Linked DNA regions of Homo sapiens: regions 1, 2 and 4 are each linked to region 3. The links are chromatin contacts, found by Hi-C or POLR2A ChIA-PET in ENCODE. All regions are on one chromosome and are shown on one strand. The core of a region is the stretch at or near the end of the contact, and the rest is flanking DNA. Distances in the headings are between cores, read along the strand shown.

Evidence for each region. A loop is a pair of places that touch in the nucleus more often than their neighbours do. ChIA-PET counts read pairs that join two places held with the same protein, here RNA polymerase II (POLR2A). Pooled maps may share reads with other maps.
Region 1: a loop to region 3 is called in a pooled map, with 15 times the contacts of the local background. The contact joins the promoter of TMUB1 here to the promoter of LMBR1 in region 3. A Hi-C loop is called at or near these places in 4 of 50 pooled maps.
Region 2: a loop to region 3 is called in a map with no recorded cell type, with 11 times the contacts of the local background. The contact joins the promoter of NUB1 here to the promoter of LMBR1 in region 3. A Hi-C loop is called at or near these places in 3 of 37 single-sample maps with no recorded cell type and 6 of 50 pooled maps.
Region 4: a pooled map shows a loop between it and region 3 (6-fold over the local background). The contact joins the promoter of ZNF398 here to the promoter of LMBR1 in region 3. A Hi-C loop is called at or near these places in 1 of 37 single-sample maps with no recorded cell type and 5 of 50 pooled maps. POLR2A ChIA-PET finds 5 or more read pairs at or near these places in 1 of 52 experiments (GM10248).

The regions. Positions count from the first base shown.
Region 1 is chr7:151,082,086-151,086,557 of GRCh38, forward strand. It overlaps TMUB1 (transmembrane and ubiquitin like domain containing 1), which reads right to left and starts at 1,408. Exons shown (of 3, transcript NM_001136044.2): 1 at 1,349-1,408; 2 at 90-508. The coding sequence starts at 478. AGAP3 (ArfGAP with GTPase domain, ankyrin repeat and PH domain 3) reads left to right here and starts at 4,390. Exons shown (of 18, transcript NM_031946.7): 1 at 4,390-4,472. RefSeq lists an enhancer at 1-31 and silencers at 1,172-1,561, 4,110-4,359, 4,410-4,472.
Region 2 is chr7:151,339,104-151,343,507 of GRCh38, forward strand. It overlaps NUB1 (negative regulator of ubiquitin like proteins 1), which reads left to right and starts at 2,709. Exons shown (of 15, transcript NM_001243351.2): 1 at 2,709-2,743. RefSeq lists enhancers at 981-1,040, 1,171-1,260, 2,330-2,831 and silencers at 2,429-2,628, 2,799-2,978.
Region 3 is chr7:156,889,997-156,894,432 of GRCh38, forward strand. LMBR1 (limb development membrane protein 1) reads right to left here and starts at 3,187. Exons shown (of 17, transcript NM_022458.4): 1 at 2,932-3,187. The coding sequence starts at 2,997. LOC102723795 (a long non-coding RNA gene) reads left to right here and starts at 3,402. Exons shown (of 4, transcript XR_928253.3): 1 at 3,402-3,667. RefSeq lists silencers at 2,279-2,778, 2,829-3,408.
Region 4 is chr7:149,145,911-149,149,844 of GRCh38, forward strand. It overlaps ZNF398 (zinc finger protein 398), which reads left to right and starts at 1,543. Exons shown (of 6, transcript NM_170686.3): 1 at 1,543-1,856. The coding sequence starts at 1,833. It overlaps LOC107986856 (a long non-coding RNA gene), which reads right to left and starts at 1,451. Exons shown (of 2, transcript XR_007060581.1): 1 at 1,073-1,451; 2 at 1-442. RefSeq lists enhancers at 1-320, 321-894, 988-1,037, 1,469-2,042 and silencers at 1,348-1,987, 1,652-1,823, 2,118-2,267, 2,408-2,457.

The DNA.
Region 1 (4,472 bases), core at 158-2,657, 5.8 Mb before region 3:
GGCTGGGTCTTAGGTGTCTCTGGGGGCCTTCTGCGACCACTCTCCCAACCCCTGTCTTTAGCATTGCTCCTGCCTCTTGACCTACTTACCTTTTCAAGGAGCCAATGGTGTCGTGGGGCCAGGCCCTGGCCACCTGCTCTGAATCATTGAGGAATTTCAGCCGTAGCACGAGGGGCTCCTGCGGGGAGTCCGGGGCTGGCGGTGTTGCTGTGAACCCCGTGCTGGGCTCTGGCTGTGCAGCTTGACCTCTGTGTCTCAGGCTGGGGGTCTCTGCCCCTGGGGCCTCCCCTCTCATGCTGTCGGTAGCTGCCATGGCTGCGCTGGGCTGGGATGGCGTTGGGGTCCCTGACGGCTGGGGCAGTGGGTCCCCGCCCTCAGCGGTGTGCGTTGAGACCCAGGCAAGGGCCAGCACCAGAAGGCAGGCAAGCACCGAGAAAAGGACGGTCACCTCATCACCCACCCCTTCAATCAGGGTCATGGCGCCTGCCTTGCCCGCCGCGCTACCGAGCTGGAGAGGCACAAAGAGCCCGTGAGGCCCGGGCCCCCTGGCCAGGAGCCCTGGAACCTCCACAGGGTCCTGCCCTCACCCCACCGCGACGCTCCCACCGTCCTCAGCCTCCGTCCCCTCACCCACCCCAGGGTACCGGCTTCTCTGCCTCCCAGTCGCCCCAAACTTGCCTCCGGGTGCCCCTTCCCATCGCCGAATCCCAAGTCCTAACTTTCTGTCATCTGAGCTCGAGGTCTTCAACCAGCTCCCAACTCACCCAAACCCTATCCCAAGGTAAGGGCCTAAGCAACGCCTCTCCTAAACTTCACCCCAACCAAACTTCACCCCCAAGCGTATCTATTCTCCTGCCCACTTCACCCCAGTGTGTCTACTCCTTCACCGACTTCACCCCAGGCTCATCTACTCCGCTGCTAAAGTTTCTAAGAGGTGGGGGTAGAGCCTCTGTGCCCCCACCCCCGCCCCCCGCGTTACGGTTCACCTAAACCCCACCCGCGGCACAGGACTGCTTCCCAGGCTTCCCCCACAGCAAACGTCAAACTCCGCCCCTGGGCAATCTGGAGCCACCGAGCGTCACCACCCACCCAGCTCGGCCCCCTCCAGGTCCCCTCAACCCCACTCCGCGGAGGACTAACTCCGCGCCTCCTCTGGAAGTCTCTCCAAGCCCCCCGGGCTGCCTGACCCCAGATCCCGCCCGGAATCCGAGACTTCACGTTCCCCACCCCCACCTCTCATCACCCCTCCCACCTTCCCGCCCCCCGAAGCCGCAGGAGGGCACGGCGATCCCGGCCCGACCGGGGCCCTGGGCGGCGGGGTGGGCGCGGTCACGGCGCGGGGACTCACCGCCCGGCTCCCCCAGCTCCATCGCGGCCCCTCGGGCACTTCCGGGCGGGAGGCGCGGAGGTCGCAGGCACCTGAAGCACCCCTCCTTCCCCGCCGCCGCGGCCCGGGGCATTGTGGAACTTGTAGTCCGGCGCCGCGCTGTCCCCGCCCTCCGCCCTGCGGACCCACGTGTGGGGCTCCACCCGCGGTTCTCTGCGCCTGCAGATCGCGAAGGGGCTGGCGGGGGCGGTTTTGGGGGTTGTGCTACCCCCTAGAGGTTTGGGCGGCAGCAGCGTCCGCCCCCTCCCCTGCCAACAGCCAGGGCATCTATCACACCAGACACCGACGTCAGCTGGAGCACGTCAGAGTACCCGTGTTCGTGATGCAGTGTGGAAGGCTCTGAGGAACTCAGGTGGCCCCTACTGTTATGTCAGAGTGGACGCCAGAAGGCACTTTGGCCACCAAAATTAATTCTTCAGCCCAGAGCCCAATATCCATGGGCTGCCCCACCAGGCTGGCTAGGGATACCCATCCTCAGGGCTGCCCCTTTCCTTGGTCCCCTCCTCCACCTTCGGGACTCCACAGCCCCTTCAGGGCTGTGGAAGAAGCATAGACCTTGGAACCTGGCAGAAATCCTGATCCCTTATCTTGTGCTTCTCAGCTATATGACCTTGGGTGGGTTATTGAATCTCTCTGAACATTAATTTCTTCCTCTCTAAAACACACCTCGTAAGTCAATCATAAGGAAGAAATTAGATGTTTTATTAAAAAGTGTAAAAACTAAGGTACATGTCACACAGTAGCTATTCGCTCACCTCCACCCAAACCTGGTCTCAGGAGTCGGGTCTTTGGTGTGTTACTGTGTGGATGGCATTGAATCCCAGGCCTGTGGATATCTGGATTTTTCCCTCTGGGCTCCTGTAGCCACAGAGATCTCACATCCTGGTTTTTACAGGCCAGTCTTGATTTAAAATAATCTATCCTAGTCTTCCCATGGTTCTTGCCTACTGTGGGAGCAAGTGGCCCAAATATTGCCTTAGGAATGTCAGTCTAGATTGATACCATACAGAACTAACCTACCTCTAGTTCCATCCCTCCTGTTCATTCATTTATTCTACTAACATATTTTTTAAAAGATGTACTATGGCCAGGCGCAGTGGCTCACGCCTGTAATCCTGGCACTTTGGGAGCCAAGGCAGGCGGATCACTGAGTTCGAGACCAGCCTGGCCAACATGGTAAAACCCTGTCTCTACAAAAAAAAATACAAAAATTAGCTGGGCGTGGTGGCGGGCGCCTGTAATCCCAGCTACTCGGGAGGCTGAGGCAGGAGAATCATTTGAATGCGGGAGGTGGAGGTTGCAGTGAGCTGAGATCGAGTCACTGCACTCCAGCCTGGGTGACAGAGTGAGACTCCGTCTCAAAAAAAATTACACACACACACACACACACACACACACACACACACACACACACTATATCCCAGGCATTGTGCAAGATACTGGGAATAAAATGGTGAATCAGACCCTCTTCCTGCCCTCATGTGGCTCCATATACTAGTAGAAGAGCTAGACGTGTGAACAGCCCAACAGTGCTATAACACGTGTGTGCTAGTTGCTGGGGCAACACATTTGAGGAGCTCTTTGCTCTTAGTGTCTCTCTTGGGAGGTATACCTGGTGCTACTTCCTGCTGTCAATTCTAATTAAGCACCTAAAAGAGATGTTGGATGTTACTTTTAGAATTATACAACATCAGAACTAGGTTTTATGTTCAACCACTATATTTCGCAGATGAAACCCAGAGAGGGCACAAGATATCCTTAAGCTTATGCAGGGAGATAGAAACACAGGTTCCTCAGGAGCTTAGGAGACCCTGTGTGTTGATTAGCTTGCACCAGGTGCTTTGGAAGGTACAAGGAACTCGGGAATAGTGACTGGGTTGGTTCTGGGGCTGAGTTGTGTGGGTAATCAAACAGTGGACAGCTTCATGCTGGGAAAAGATCCAGCTTGGCCAGGGAAGTGGAAGTGTGCGTAAGAAGGACGATGTGTGTCACTGATGCCCTAGGATATCTGGGGGTAGCAGATACCCTGCAACATCTCTGGCAGATTTATTGGCTGCGGCCTCTGCAAATGTCACCTCTTGTAGGTTTTAGGAAACGTGTGTGTGTTGGTGGGGGGGAGGGGGCTAACAGAACTGCAGCCCACTTTGGCAATGGGACTGCAGAGGAACTGGGACATTTCAGGGAGCTCCCTGGCCCTAGAGGGAGTGAAAGGACAGGATGGACAAGGGGTGAGGACAAGAAAAATTGAGAGCCACGTGGGCTTTGGTTGGTCTCTCCAATGGGATGAGTAGGGGAGAAAGGCATATACTATTTCATCCCTCCCTCTTCTTCCTCTATGTACCAATGGGGTCGGGTAGCATTTAGCTAATCTCCCAAGTCCGGCAGGGGGAGGGTCTTTTAGGAGAGCACTGCTGCAGCCGGCAGTGGAGAGCCTGGGCAGGGAGACAGGGAGAAAACTCCGGCAGCAGGGTGGTCTCTAGGGCTGACCTCGGAGCCTGGGGACAGGGGAGCCTATGCCGCACTGAAGGCGGGACGCTGTAAGCGAGGAGCAGCTGGGCCTGGGCGGACTCCTCGGCCAATCAGCCTCGGTCAGCAGCACCCTCAGGCGCAGGGCACTGTTTGGGCATTGCCTAGAGATCCGACACCCCGCCCAGATCAGCGCAGGGAGGCGAAAGCGACAGCCGGGCGCGGGAGGAGACCAGGGCAGCTGTCCCCTCCGCGAGGGTGGCCCTCGAGGCAATGCGGGTGGGGGCTGGTGAGGAGGCGGAAGGGCCGAGGCTGAGTGGGAGGGGCCGGGGCGCCAGGGCTGGAGCGCGCGGCTCGGGGGTGGAGGCTGCAGAGCCAGCGAGCGAGCGAGGGGCGGGGGCGCCCGGGCCGGCGCGCAGGAGGGGCGGGGGCGGCGGGGAGGGGGGCTCGGGCTGCGTGTGCCGGAGCCGGCGGGGGCGGCGGTGCGTGCGCATGACGCGGGGGGAGGGCCTGGGCCGCGCGCTCCCGGTCCCGTTGTTGTTGCCGCTGGAGGCTGCTCCGAGGCAGCGGGATCACGGCGCTGGGAAGCGCTCGGCAGCGGCGGCCACAGCGTGCGCGG
Region 2 (4,404 bases), core at 1,459-3,958, 5.6 Mb before region 3:
TTTCATCATGTCCCATGTGTCTCTAATGCTTGTTTCTGTATTTTCCATTCTTTCCTTCTATGCTTCAGTTTGGATATTTTCTATTGATGTGCCTGCAGTTCACTAATCGTGTCTTTAGTTTTGTCTAACATCCAGAGTTCACAGCCTCATTTATTACACTTTTCACCTCTAGAGTTTTCATTTGATTTATTTTTATAGATTTCAATACTCAGGTGAAAATTTTCATCTTTTTTTCTGTTTTCTTGAAAATGTTCATCAGAGTTATTTTAATCAGGCAACTCCAATATCTGACTCATCTGTGGGTCTGTTTCTATTGTCTTTTTCTTTTTTTATCTAGTAACTTTTTAATGAGATGCCAAATATAGCTTCTAAAAAGTTGTAGAGGCTTCAAATGTTATCATTCTCTCAGGAGGGTTTTTCCCTTTCCTCCACAAAACCAAAGACAGGAGTGGCCAATAACCTTAATCCAATCAGGGACTGCATGGAGTGAAGGCTGGGCTGAGGTTCTGGTAGGGTTCAAGCTACCGTTGCCCTCCAGTTTCCAACTGGGAACATGGTGTAGGCTCTGCAGTAACCCACTTCCACCACCACCCTAGCAGATCTCAGACTCGAATCTTTGTTTTGCAAGTCTATCAAAAACTTCTGCTTTCAGAGGCCTTCCATTTACATTTCAGTTTCTTGCCCCATACAAGCCTTGAATTCAGCAATTGTCCTTGGAATTTCCCCCTACATCGCTGTGTTGGTTTTGTGTCCCCAGCAGTGGCCCTCTGTGGTCTCAAAGTCTAAATTCTCAGCCTCATGCTTGTATCCAGAACTGGCAAAAGCCCTCACACACCAATACAAGCCACTGCAGACATTAGCTCACCCCTTGAAGGTTCCTCATTCTCTGGAATATCAAGTCCCCCCATTCTTGCCTCAGCAGCTTTCACTGCCTTCAAACAGATGTTTTCTGACTTCGCTTTCTGGCTTTTCTAGTTGTTGTTAGTGGGAGCCTTGGTCTACTGCAAGCTGCTCCATCACACCTGAGCGTGGACATTCAATTTCCTGATGGTCTACTACGTAAATGTAAAAGTGAAACTATCTTTGTTACTCATCTCAGAGAAAGCCCTCAGAAAAAAATGTCAGAACAGTTTCTGTTGTCCTTCTACCTTGCTGCAATTGCTACTGAGCAATCAACGGGCTTTTTCCTGATGTGCTAGAAGCCAACACCATGGCACGGGCTTTTGAGAAAAGAAAGGCTTTATTGTGAGTTGACTGTCAAGGAGACATGAGGAAACCCTCAGCTCTGTCTCCTTGAGCTTGGGGCTGGGTTGGGTTTTATAAGCATAGGGTAATGACGCATGATCGGATTAGATTTTGCGATGAGGTGATGCTGGGATGCTCATCTGACTGGACCCTGCCATGGGGTGACACCAGGGCTTGATCTGATTGCATTCTGGATCTCACCATGCAGTGCCCATTTCTTAATTCAGTCCCTGCTTTGATCTGAGCACTCAGGTTCCGCCCCTGGTTGCATGCTTGGTTCACCTGGGCATCCTCAGGTTACGTGCGAAACCTTCCATCTGGGAGTCCATGCAACTGAAAAACAACTCACAACTTGGGTATATAAAAGGCGAATCAGATTGGTCTGGTGCGGTTATACAGTTATTAATATCCCTTTGTCAGAAGTCAAAATTACCACAAATTTAGATTAAAGATCTATTGGTTTTTATTGATTCATGAATCAGGATGGCATCTTCTCTGAAAATTTAGAAACGGTGCTCCAACGAGCTGGGCAGAGGAGGTGGGCTTTATAGGTAGAAAAGGGCTAAAGAAAGCAGCAACAGGGAACGAAAAACGGATTGGTCACTGCAAGGTTACAGGAGTCCCCTCTCGTCCACACACAGGTGGTGTGTCCCAAGACCCACAGTGGATGCCTGAAACCTCGGATAGTACTGCACCCCATTTTACATACACACACATATATATATACTATATATATACACACACTTCATTTTTCCTATACATACGTACATACCTACGATAAAGTTTAATTTATTAGGCACAGTAAGAGATTAACAGCAATAACTGATAATAAAATAGAAGCGTCACTGTTGAGCACAGCCTTGGGAATAGGACCTTGGAAGTAGGCAGAGCTCCCTAGGCCTTGTGGTCCCTAGTGGCCGTGGACAGCATGGGGGAGGAAATTCCCGGGAAGCAGCCTAATTTCACCCCAGGGAAGCCCCTGGTGGGCTTGTGGAGGGCGGGGTGAAAAGCCGCTGGTTTAGGGAAGGGGTCCAGCCTAGGCTGAGGAATGAGATGCGGGTTGGGACGGTCCCGACCCTTCCCCCAGCCTCTTTCAAGGATTCTGGAGAAACAAAGCCAGGATCCATTTCCTCTTGATGGCTGGCAAACTGAGCCCGGGCGGGAAGTCCTGGAAGACTGAGCCTGGGGTGGCGTTGGACACCAACTCCCAGGTCCTCGCCCCACACGGCCACATCCTCGCCCAGCCCCGCCTCCGCTTAGCTCCGCCCCGTCGCGGCTCCGCCCCGCGGTAACCACGCCCACACAACCGTATCCCCGCCCACAGCTGGCTTCGCCTTGGCCCCGCCCACAACCCTCTTTCCAAGCGGCGGCGGCGGCGGCGGCGCGAAGGCGACAGCGGCGGCGGGGGCGGGGCTGGCCTCACCCGGAATGAAAACAAACGGCGGCCGCTGCCGCATCCGGGCACTCTGCTGGTCGCGGCGGGAGTGGCGTGGCGCAGGTGAGGACACGGCGGCCGAGTGTCCTCGACCCCAGCCTCAGCAGCACTGCTTGGCGCCCCGGTTCCCGGTCCGACTGGGCACCTCTCCTGGCCAGGGGTGGAGCGGCCGCGGGGCGGGGGTGAGCAGCCATGCGTGGAGCTGGGCCGGGGCCGGGGCCGGGGCCGGGAGCGGTGGGCCGGGCTTCGGGACGCGCTGGCCGTTCGGGGCCCTTTGGTTTGCCCTGAGTTAGGCAGAGGTGTGGGGTATTTAAAAGAAAATATTGAGTGTATCGGTTTGGGGAGAGAAAGGAATAAATATGTCTATAAAAAATTAGCCAAATGCTATACTTGAATCGTAACACTCCGAGTATACCATTTGGGATTTATTTGCAATCAAAGCCAGATTTTCTTTGCTATTTAATGACAAGACACTTGATTTTCTCGAACCTTGACGACCTGATTCTATCATTCTCACCTCCTTCCCTTTTATTTTTAATCAAGAATCTTTCATTTTCCTAAGAAAAAATGAATGTGTCTTGACTAGATATAGTTGTGTTTCAACTATATATAATGTATACTTGAAAAGGTGTGGCTAAATGTAGCAATGATCGATTCATTACAAAAGTGAAAGTGAAATTTTTAAAGGATCGTTATAACGTTTCACTTTCTGCTTGGACCACGGAGTGATATTAATGAGTTTCGTCTTTTCTTAGTTACAATGTGAAACATTGTATGGCATGCATGAAACTTTTTCAGTTCTCATTTCAGTTAAAATTAAAAACTGACTTATTAAACTTGACTTAAAATATGTCGCCACTTACTCTGTTGTCTATAACTGAAGTTCCTTAAGTTTCAAGACAGTGGTTTAATTTTTTTTTAACATTAAATCTTATTCGGTGTAACCCTGGAGCTCTTGTTTGCTCCCTGGAGTGTCTGACACGCACTGGGTTTGTAACACTCCTTCGTCCTTCTGTCAAGTGGTGGCTTGGATGGCATCTTTTTAAAAATTTTTTATTTGTTTATTTTTTTAGTAGAGACGGGGTTTCACCATGTTGACCAGGCTGGTCTTGAACTCCTGACCTCAGGTGATCCACTGGCCTCGGCCTCCCAAGTGCTGGGATTACAGGTGTGAGCCACCGCGCCCGGCCTTGGATGGCATCTCTGAGTACCGCATCAGCCTTTCAAATTGCTTGGCTCCAGTAACCAGCCTGTGAAATTACTGTCCCCCAGTGGGGAGACAGTAGGGTTGCTGTGATATTTTATTCAGAATTTCTGAAGATTCATGAGTAGTATGTAAAGTAGTTTTTAAAGTTATTTGTGTTTGAAAAGCTAACGCTCTAAGTACTAATATGCTTTGCTGTGATAAGCCGTTTGTCAGTGCTTGAAAAATGGAGGATTCTCCCATGGGCCACCCAGGTTGCACACAGCAGCCTCATTGGCTGTGTTATTCCTTCCTCTCTTTTCTCCTCCCTGTCCTGATTAGCCTAATTCTTGTCCCCGCACTGACATAAAATAGATTTGAACTTTCTTTTAAAAAATATTTGTTTATGAAATACACAAGCTACCAAAGTTTTCAAAGATTTCAAAGTTGTGTGAATTGGGTTTGGGGGGATGTGGAATACTGGCCCTCAATAGAAGAAAGAAATTTATCTTGGTAATATTAACTCATATTTTTTCCACTC
Region 3 (4,436 bases), core at 1,937-4,436:
CTGTCTCAAATTTTAAAAAATAATAAAACTAAAGACAAATAGACCAATAAAACCACATAAAGTCCAAAATTAAACCCTATGAATATACAGTTACCTATCTGTGACAAAAGTCCTAAATAGTGCTGAAGCAATTGGACATTCCTGTGGGAGAAAAAAATATGACTCCTACCTTGCACCAGACACAAAAAAATAAATTCGAAATAGATTGCAAATTTAAATGAGAAGAGTAATTCAATAAAGCATTTAGAGAAAAGAAGAAGAGAACATCAGTCTTAGAGTAAGGAGAGATTTCTTAATCGGGACATTAAAAGTACTCAAAAAAATTTTAATAAATTGAACTATATTAAAATTAATAATTTCTGTTCATCAGAAGATATCATTAAAAGTGAAAGGCATCCACAGAGTGGGAAAGAAATATGTGCAGTATATATTTCTGACAAAGAAATCATATCCACCTGTATAACAATATAATACAAGTTATTCTGTAAAGACCTTGCAAATCAATATTAAAAAGATAAACTTAATTTTTAAATGGGGAAAAAAATTTGACCCTTCACAAGATTTCCAAATGGCTAATAAACAAACAGGTGCTCAAATTCATTAGTTATCAGGAAAATGCAAATTAAAATTATTTGTATGATGAACACTATAACACACTTGCTAGAATGACTAAAATTAAAAAGGACAGAAAATATCAAGTATTGATAAAGATGAGTAACAACCACACCTCTGAGACTGTCAGTACTGGCGGAAGTGTACACTGGTACAACCACTTTGGAAAATTGTTTTAAAGTATCTACTAAAGATGAACAAATGCACACTCTTTAACCTAGGGATTCCATTCCTAGGGCTATCCCCAACAGAAATGCACAAACATGTCCACCAAAAGCTATGTACAAAAAGTTCATAGCCAGCCCGGCGTGGTGGCTCATGCCTGTAATCCCAGCACTTTGGGAGGCCAAGGCAGGTGGATCACCTGAGGTCAGGAGTTCAAGGCCAGCCTGGCCAGCATGGAGAAACCCCGTCTCTAATAAAAATAGAAAAATTAGCTGGGTGTGGTGGTGTGTGCCTGTAATCCCAGCTATTCAGGAGGCTGAGGTAGGAGAATCACTTGAATCCCGGAGGCAGAGGTTGCAGTGAGCCGAGATTGTGCCACTGCACTCCAGCCTGGGAGACAGAGCGAGACTCCATCACAAAAAAAAAAAAAAAAAAAAAATATATATATATATATATATATACACACACACACACACACACACACACATATATACATACACATATATATACACATATATATATTCATAGCCAAAACCTAGAAACTACTGAAGTGCCCATCAACAGTAAAATGAAAAATAAATTGTGCTATAGTCACACAACTACTGCACCGAGAATGAATTATAACCACATACAACATGGAGAAATTTCACAAACATTGTACAAGAAACTGGACACAGAAGAGTATATACGGTAAGATTCCATTTACATAAAGTTCAAAACTAAGCAAAAACTAATCTATGATATTAGAAGCCAGGGCAACGTTTACCCTTGGTGGAGGAGAAAGTAATTGGAAGAGGGAAAGGAATCAGTCTCTGGGATCCTAGTAAAATTGTGTTTATTTATTTATTTTTTTATAATGGTAGAGATGGGGATTCACTATGTTGCCCAGGCTGACCAGTCTCAAACTCCTGGTGGATTCAGGAGTACACAGGCGTGTTTAGTATGAAATGATCTGAAGGGTACATGTATGATTACATGAACTTATCTCTGTGTATTTTAGCTTCAATTATAAAAATTACAACTAAATGTGTACCAAATTCCACTAACTCAAATTCCACCAGCTCAGACTTTATATGTCCTCTTTATTCAAAGTATGACTTCCAAAGTGATTCTCAATTTTCAAGATCAGTGAGTACACAAATTAGATAATTCTAAAGCAGAATTTTTTCACCTCAAACCAAGTGTGACTGAATCGTAGACAACTTAGGAGAGGCGTAAATATAAACATAAAAAATTGACATATTTTACAACAGTTATGAAAACACAGATAAACCCAATTACAATACATTCTAGAGCATCATGAAAAGATAAAAACATCAAAGTAGACTTTCCAAGGTCAAGTCCGCTTCCTGACTCCTGCCAACAGCACACATGGAACATGGGCCAAAAAAGAAGCTGCTTCCCTAAGAAGTTGCTTCCATAGCAAAATGGACTTTTGCTGAGGTCCTCACTCCCAAAAATAACCAATATTCTCATCCCAAACGGTAAGGTTTCGAACTCAACCCACGTGGGGGCTGGGGGAGATGAAAGAGGGATGGAAACGTGAGGCGCCAGGAGGGCAGGAGGTGTTGACCGGGACAAGGTAACCGGCCGGGTCCAAACGCGAGAGGCGGGCGGGCTCCGCGCAGCCCGGCCCTTCCCGGACCCGCCGGGCCCACCCAGGCTCTCCGGGACGCCTGCGCATCCACCTGCCTACCTGGCCTGGCGGCGGAGCGCGGGGGCGCGCACTGGCGGGGCCGCCGTCCACACCCCGAGGCGCGAGCCGCACACCCGCCCAGAGAGGAAGCCCCTGGGGTCCCAGAGCGCGGCGCGCACCGCAGCCCTCCCCGCGGGAAGGGAAGGGCAGCACCGAGGCCGCGGGGCGGGGGCGGGGTCGGGGCTCGAACGGAGGGAGCGCGAGGGGGCAGGGGAGGCAAGAGCGGAGCGGGGGGGCAGGCAGAGGAAGCGAAGGGGAGGGGAGGGGAGAGGAGAGGTGGGGAGGGAAGGGGAGGGGAGGGGAGAGGAGGGGTGGGGAGGGAGAGCGGCAGAGGCCGGGGCGGGAGGCGCGAGGCGAGGCCCGGAGGTGAGGGGTCCGGGGACCGGGGGCCCGGGGGCGGGGACGGAGGGCCCGGGCGGGCACGCGGGACTGTCAGGGCTGCCTCGGTCCCCACGCACCGTGGACTCCCGCACTTGGCTGTGGAAGTGCTGCTCCCGCGCCGACACCTCGTCCTGCCCTTCCATCCTCCTTCATGCCCGCCGCCGCGCCGCCCGCGTCCGCGTGCTCCGCCACACCATCGTCCGCCCGCCGCAGGGGCTCGGACAGCCGCGCCGGGGACCGGAGCCGGCACGGGCCCGCGAGCCGTGTTGGAACAGGTACCGCGACCACGACACCGGCCGTCGCCTCAGCAGCCTCAGACGAGCAGCTCTGACTAAGGGAGGGCGGGCGCCGCGCAGTCGGGGGCGGGGCGGGGGCGGGGCAGGGAGGGGAGGGGGCGGTGCAGGCATACGTCAGACGAAAGGCGCCGATGCGTCAGAAAAGCGCGCCTCGCGGTCTTCCGAGCTGCTGGGCCGGGAGGCGCTGAGGGGGCGGGGCCTTGAGGTCGCGGGGCGGGGCTCCGCCCACGCTCTCAGGGGCTACCCCAGTTAAGGAGGCGCTGTCCTGGCGTCGGATGGGGACGGGGAACGCGGCGAGGGCGCTGCGACCTCTGCCCACCTGGCCCGGCCGCAGTCTCGGAGTTCCTGTTCCTCACAGGAGCTAATTATTTATGACAGCTGCATGGTTCCCCTCCCCCAGTTACTCAGTGCTTGGCACTCGGCACCCCTTACTCAGCACTCAGTACCGCACTCGGCCTCAGGGGACCTGGGCAGAGGGAAGCAGGGAGTCTCCCGCGGAAACTCTTGCTCTGCCAAAGTAGGTTGAAAGGTCGGAAATCGGTGGTTTGGGGCCGGGCTTTGGGCGGAAACCCAGCTTCTCTGGGTCTGAGAAGGGTCTTGGGCTGCCCCACCTGGAAAACGCAGATAACCGAGCTCGCTAGACCCTTGCCAAGTCCTTCCGGTAGCTCGGTCACTAGGGTCAGTTTTATGACTCTCAGTGGACCCTAAACAGCACGTAATATATGTATTTTTCACCGCCAAATATATCAAACACAATAATTCACCCTCCGTTCCCTATTATCTTTCTTTTTGTTATAAAATTTGAATTTAAGGGAATGTTTATAATTTTACCTTAGGATTTATTTGGCTACGAGGAAGTCATTTAAATTGCTAGTGGCTGCGATTTTTGTTTTTGGCATCTTTGAGAATTCTTAGGAAGTGTGAAAATCTACAAATTGCTTTCAAATGTCATTTAGTTTTTGTTTTTGTTTTTTTTTTTTTTGAGACAGAGTTTCACTCTTGTCGCCCAGGCTGGAGTGCAATGGCGATCTCTGCTCACAACAACCTCTGCCTCTTGGGTTCAAGTGATTCTCCTGCCTCAGCCTCCCGAGTAGCTGGGATTACAGGCGCCCGCCACCACGCCCAGCTAATTTTTGTATTTTTAGTAGAGACGGGGTTTCACCACGTTGGCCAAGCTGTTCTTGAACTCCTGACCTCAGGTGATCCGCCCACCTCGTCCTCCCAAAGTGCTGGGATTACAGGCCTGAGCCACCGCGCCCGGCCGTTGTTTAGATTTTTATGAATCT
Region 4 (3,934 bases), core at 293-2,792, 7.7 Mb before region 3:
CTCACCAGAAAACACTTTGTTCTCGCAGGTCCTTTTTTTTTTTTTTTTTTTTTAAGATGGAGTCTAGCTCTGTCGCCCAGGGTGGAGTGCAGTGCTGCCATCTCTGCTCACTGCAACCTCCGCCTCCTGGGTTCCAGCGATTCTCTTGCCTCAGCCTCCGGAGCAGCTGGAATATCAGGTGCACGACACCACGCCCGGCTAATTTTTGTATTTTTTAGTAGAGACGGGGTTTCACCATGTTGGCCAGGCTGGTCTGGAACTCAGGTGATCTGCCCGCCTCGGCCTCCCAAAGTGCTGGAATTACAGGCGTGAGCCACTGCGCTCGGCCTGTTCTCGCAGGTCCTTTTGCTCAGACGCAGCAAACCGTAACCCCAAGCTCGATCTCTGCTGCTCTCAGGAATTCCACTTCCTCCAGCTTGGGCAACATAGCGAGACCCTGTCTCTACAGAAAAATAAATAAGTAAATAAATAAATACAAATAAATAAAACATTAGCCGGGCTTGGTAGCTGCGCCTGTAGTCCAAGATGCTCGGGCAGGCTGAGGGGAAGGATCGTTTGAGCCCAGCAGTTTAAGGCTGCAGTGAGCCTTGTTTGTGCCACTTGCACTCCAGCCTGGACGACAGAGGGAGACTGTCTCTAAATAAATCAATAAATAAGGCCGGGCGCAATGGCTCACGCTTGTAATCCTAGCACTTTGGGAGGCCAAGGCGGGTGGATCATTTGAGGTCAGGAGTTTCAGACCAGCCTGGCCAACATGGTGAAACCCCGTCTCCACTTAAAAAAAAAAAAATTAGCTGGGCATGGTGGTACATGCCTGTAATCCCAGCTACTTGGGAGGCAAAGGCAGGAGAATCGGTTGAACCCGGAAGGCGGTTGCAGTGAGCCGAGATCCCGCCACTGCACTCCAGCCTGGGCGACGGAGTGAGACTCCGTCTCTAAATAAATAAATAAACAAAAATTAAGAATCCTATTTCCAGACCAGGCCCCGGAGAGTCAATAATCCGAGATGTGAAGGAGACCTTAAAATATTATTGATCCCAACACAGGCCGCGTGGGACCTGAACCGCCTCACCTTGGCAACCACATTTGTAATTTCCGCAAATGATCTATATCTTCTTCATTCCAAAATTGTGCCTCTCCGTCACTCATTCCACCCATAGGCTCCCTTCAGCCGTGTCCCCCTTACTCTCACCCTGCACATTTCCGCTGTTCTAAATACGGCTGCCCTTCAGCAGAAGCTGTTGCCTGCAGACGGCGCCTGCGTATCGAGCCTCCGTGAAGAAAATCACTCCCCAGAATGAGCCCGGCTTTGCGGCTGGGTCCTAAACTGCGGTGAGCTGAACCTTCTCGTGGGAATGTGAGAAAGCGGAACACACGTGGGCCCCAAATAACAACCCTCCCCACACCGAAGCCCAAGAGCTGGGGGGGAGGGGCGGAGGCGACGCGGGGGGCGCTGGCCGCAGGGGCCGGCAGGGGGCGCGCTGGCCGCGGTGGCTGGGCAGCGCGAGCCTGCGGCGCGTCTAGGCCCGCGCGGTTCCCGGTGCACTCGCTGCCCACAAAGCGCCAGCTGAGGGGCCGCTGCGGGTGGAGTGCGGCGGAGTCGGCCTCGCGACCCCAGCTTGATCCGCCGCCTGCTGCACCGCGCCTCCGCCGCGTTCCTGCGCGTCCCGAGCCCCGACGGCCGCGTGAGTCCCGTCCGTGCGGGGAAGGCAGGGCCGGGTCGGCGCCGCCTGTGGAGAGGACCCGGCGGCCGGGCCTGCTTGGAGCCGGGCGCGGTGGCAGCGGCGGCAGCGGCGGCGACTTCCGAGGCCCGGGCTAGACAGCGCAGGGCCATGGCTGAGGCGGCCCCGGCCCCGGTAAGGGCGGCCGCGCGCGAGTGTTGTGAGCCCCCGAGACCCAGACCCCGAGGGAGGAAGGCGGGCGGGCAGGGAGCTGCCAGGCATAGGCGCCGTTCTCGGGTCCCGCCGGCCACGTCGCCTGTCGCCCGTGCTTGGCGGCTGCAGCCTCGCGTGAGGGGACTTAGCGGGTGGGTGTGAAACCGCCCACCCGGGGACACCAGGCTGGGCCGCAGGTCTGAGGGGCACTCGCAGGCAGCTATGAGACCCGGGGCCCTGCAGTTGGGTTGAAGTCGAGGGGGTGCCTGCTGCGTGTCAGCCCCACGCCTGCCCGCCAGACGCGCAGCGGGGTTGGGCTGGGGAGCCGTCAGCCATTCTCGCGGCCGCGGGAGCGTTCGTCACCAGCAATCTGAGCGGTGGCGCGGGCGGCATTTAAGTGTGCGGAGGCGCATTCCCGCCGCGCTGCGTGACGCCTGGGCTCCCGGCACCGGACTCGGGACACGCGGGAGGCCCTCCCGAAATAGCTGCCGAATGAATGGTGCGGACCCGGAGGCTGGAGTGGCCTCGCGTGCGTGGCGGTTCATTCGCGGGTGTTTGCCAAGGCCTGCGGGGGCCGGCAGCGGCCAGTTGCCAGGGCGACCGAGGCGACCGGGCCGCGCCTGCACGCAGCCCCGTAGAATGAGAAGGGGACGGTCAGGCCGCGGGGAAAGCACTGATCGCATTTGCCACCCAAGAGGTCTTTGGTCACCTCTAGGAGAGCAATTGTACTGGGTCAGGAGCCACCCTGGCACATGAGGGGTGACTGGGAAAAGGAGGAAGAGCAGCGATGGGTAGGGGGTAGAGCAGAGGGAAGTGCCACCTCCACTCTTGGACCTGTTTTTCTTTTTTCCAACCTTTTTTTTTGTGTATAGGTGGGATGGTAGCGATGATCCTGTGTTGTGCCAGTCCTGGCTAATAGAAATATAAGGGAAGCCGCATACAAAACTCTAAATCAAGCTTGTCCAACCCGCGGCCCCCAGGCCGCATGCGGACTAGGACTGCTTTAAATGCGGCCCAACACAAATTCGTAAACTTTCCTAGAACATCATGAGATTTATGCACGGACCTTTTTCTTTGTCTTTTTTTTTTTTTTTTTTTTTTTTTTTTAGCTCATCAGCTATCATGATCAGTATTTTATGTGTGACCCAAGACAGTTCTTCCAGTGTGGCCCAGGGAAGCCAAAAGATTGGACACCCCTGCTTAAATTCTCTAGGCGTCACGTTTAAAAAGTAAAAAGCCAGGCGCTGTGTTGTGCACGCCTGTAGTCCCAGCTAGGCCGGGGGCTGAGGCGGAAGAATCACTTGAGTCCAGGAGTTCGAGGCAGTCCACACCGCGTCTCTAAAATAAAAAAAATTTTTGAGAAGTTAAAAAATAAATAGATGAAATTAATTTTAATTATATATCTAACTCAATATATGCAAAATATTATTTCAACATGTCATCAATTTATTTATTTATTTATTTTTTGAGGTGGAGTCTCACTCTGTCCCTCAGGCTGGAGTGCAGTGGCGCCATCTGGGCTCACTGCAACTTCTGCCTTGCCGGTTCAAGCGATTCTCCTGCCTCAGCCTCCCGAGTAGCTGGGACTACAGGCGCGTGCCACTACGCCCGGGTCCTTTTGTATTTTTAGTAGAGAGGGGGGTTTCACCGTGTTTGCCGGGATGGTCTCAATCTCCTGACCTCGTGATCCGCCCGCTGGGATCCAAAGTGCTGGGATTACAGGCGTGAGCCACCGCGCCCGGCCTCATGTAATCGATTTAAAACATTAATGGCCGGGTGTGGTGGCTCAAGCCTGTTATCCCAAGCACTTCAGGAGGCTGCCGTGGGAAGACAGCTTTAGCCCAGGAGTTGAAGACCAGCCTGGGCAACATAGGAAGACCCCATCTCTACAAAAAAAATTTTTTTTTTTAAATTAGCCAGGCGTGGTGGCATGCACTTGTACTCCCAGCTACTCAGGAGGTGGGAGGTGTTTGAGCCAGGGAGGTGGAGGCTGCAGTGAGCTGTGATCCTGCCACTGCCCTCCAACCTGGGCAACAAAGTGAAACCCTGTCTCAAGCAAA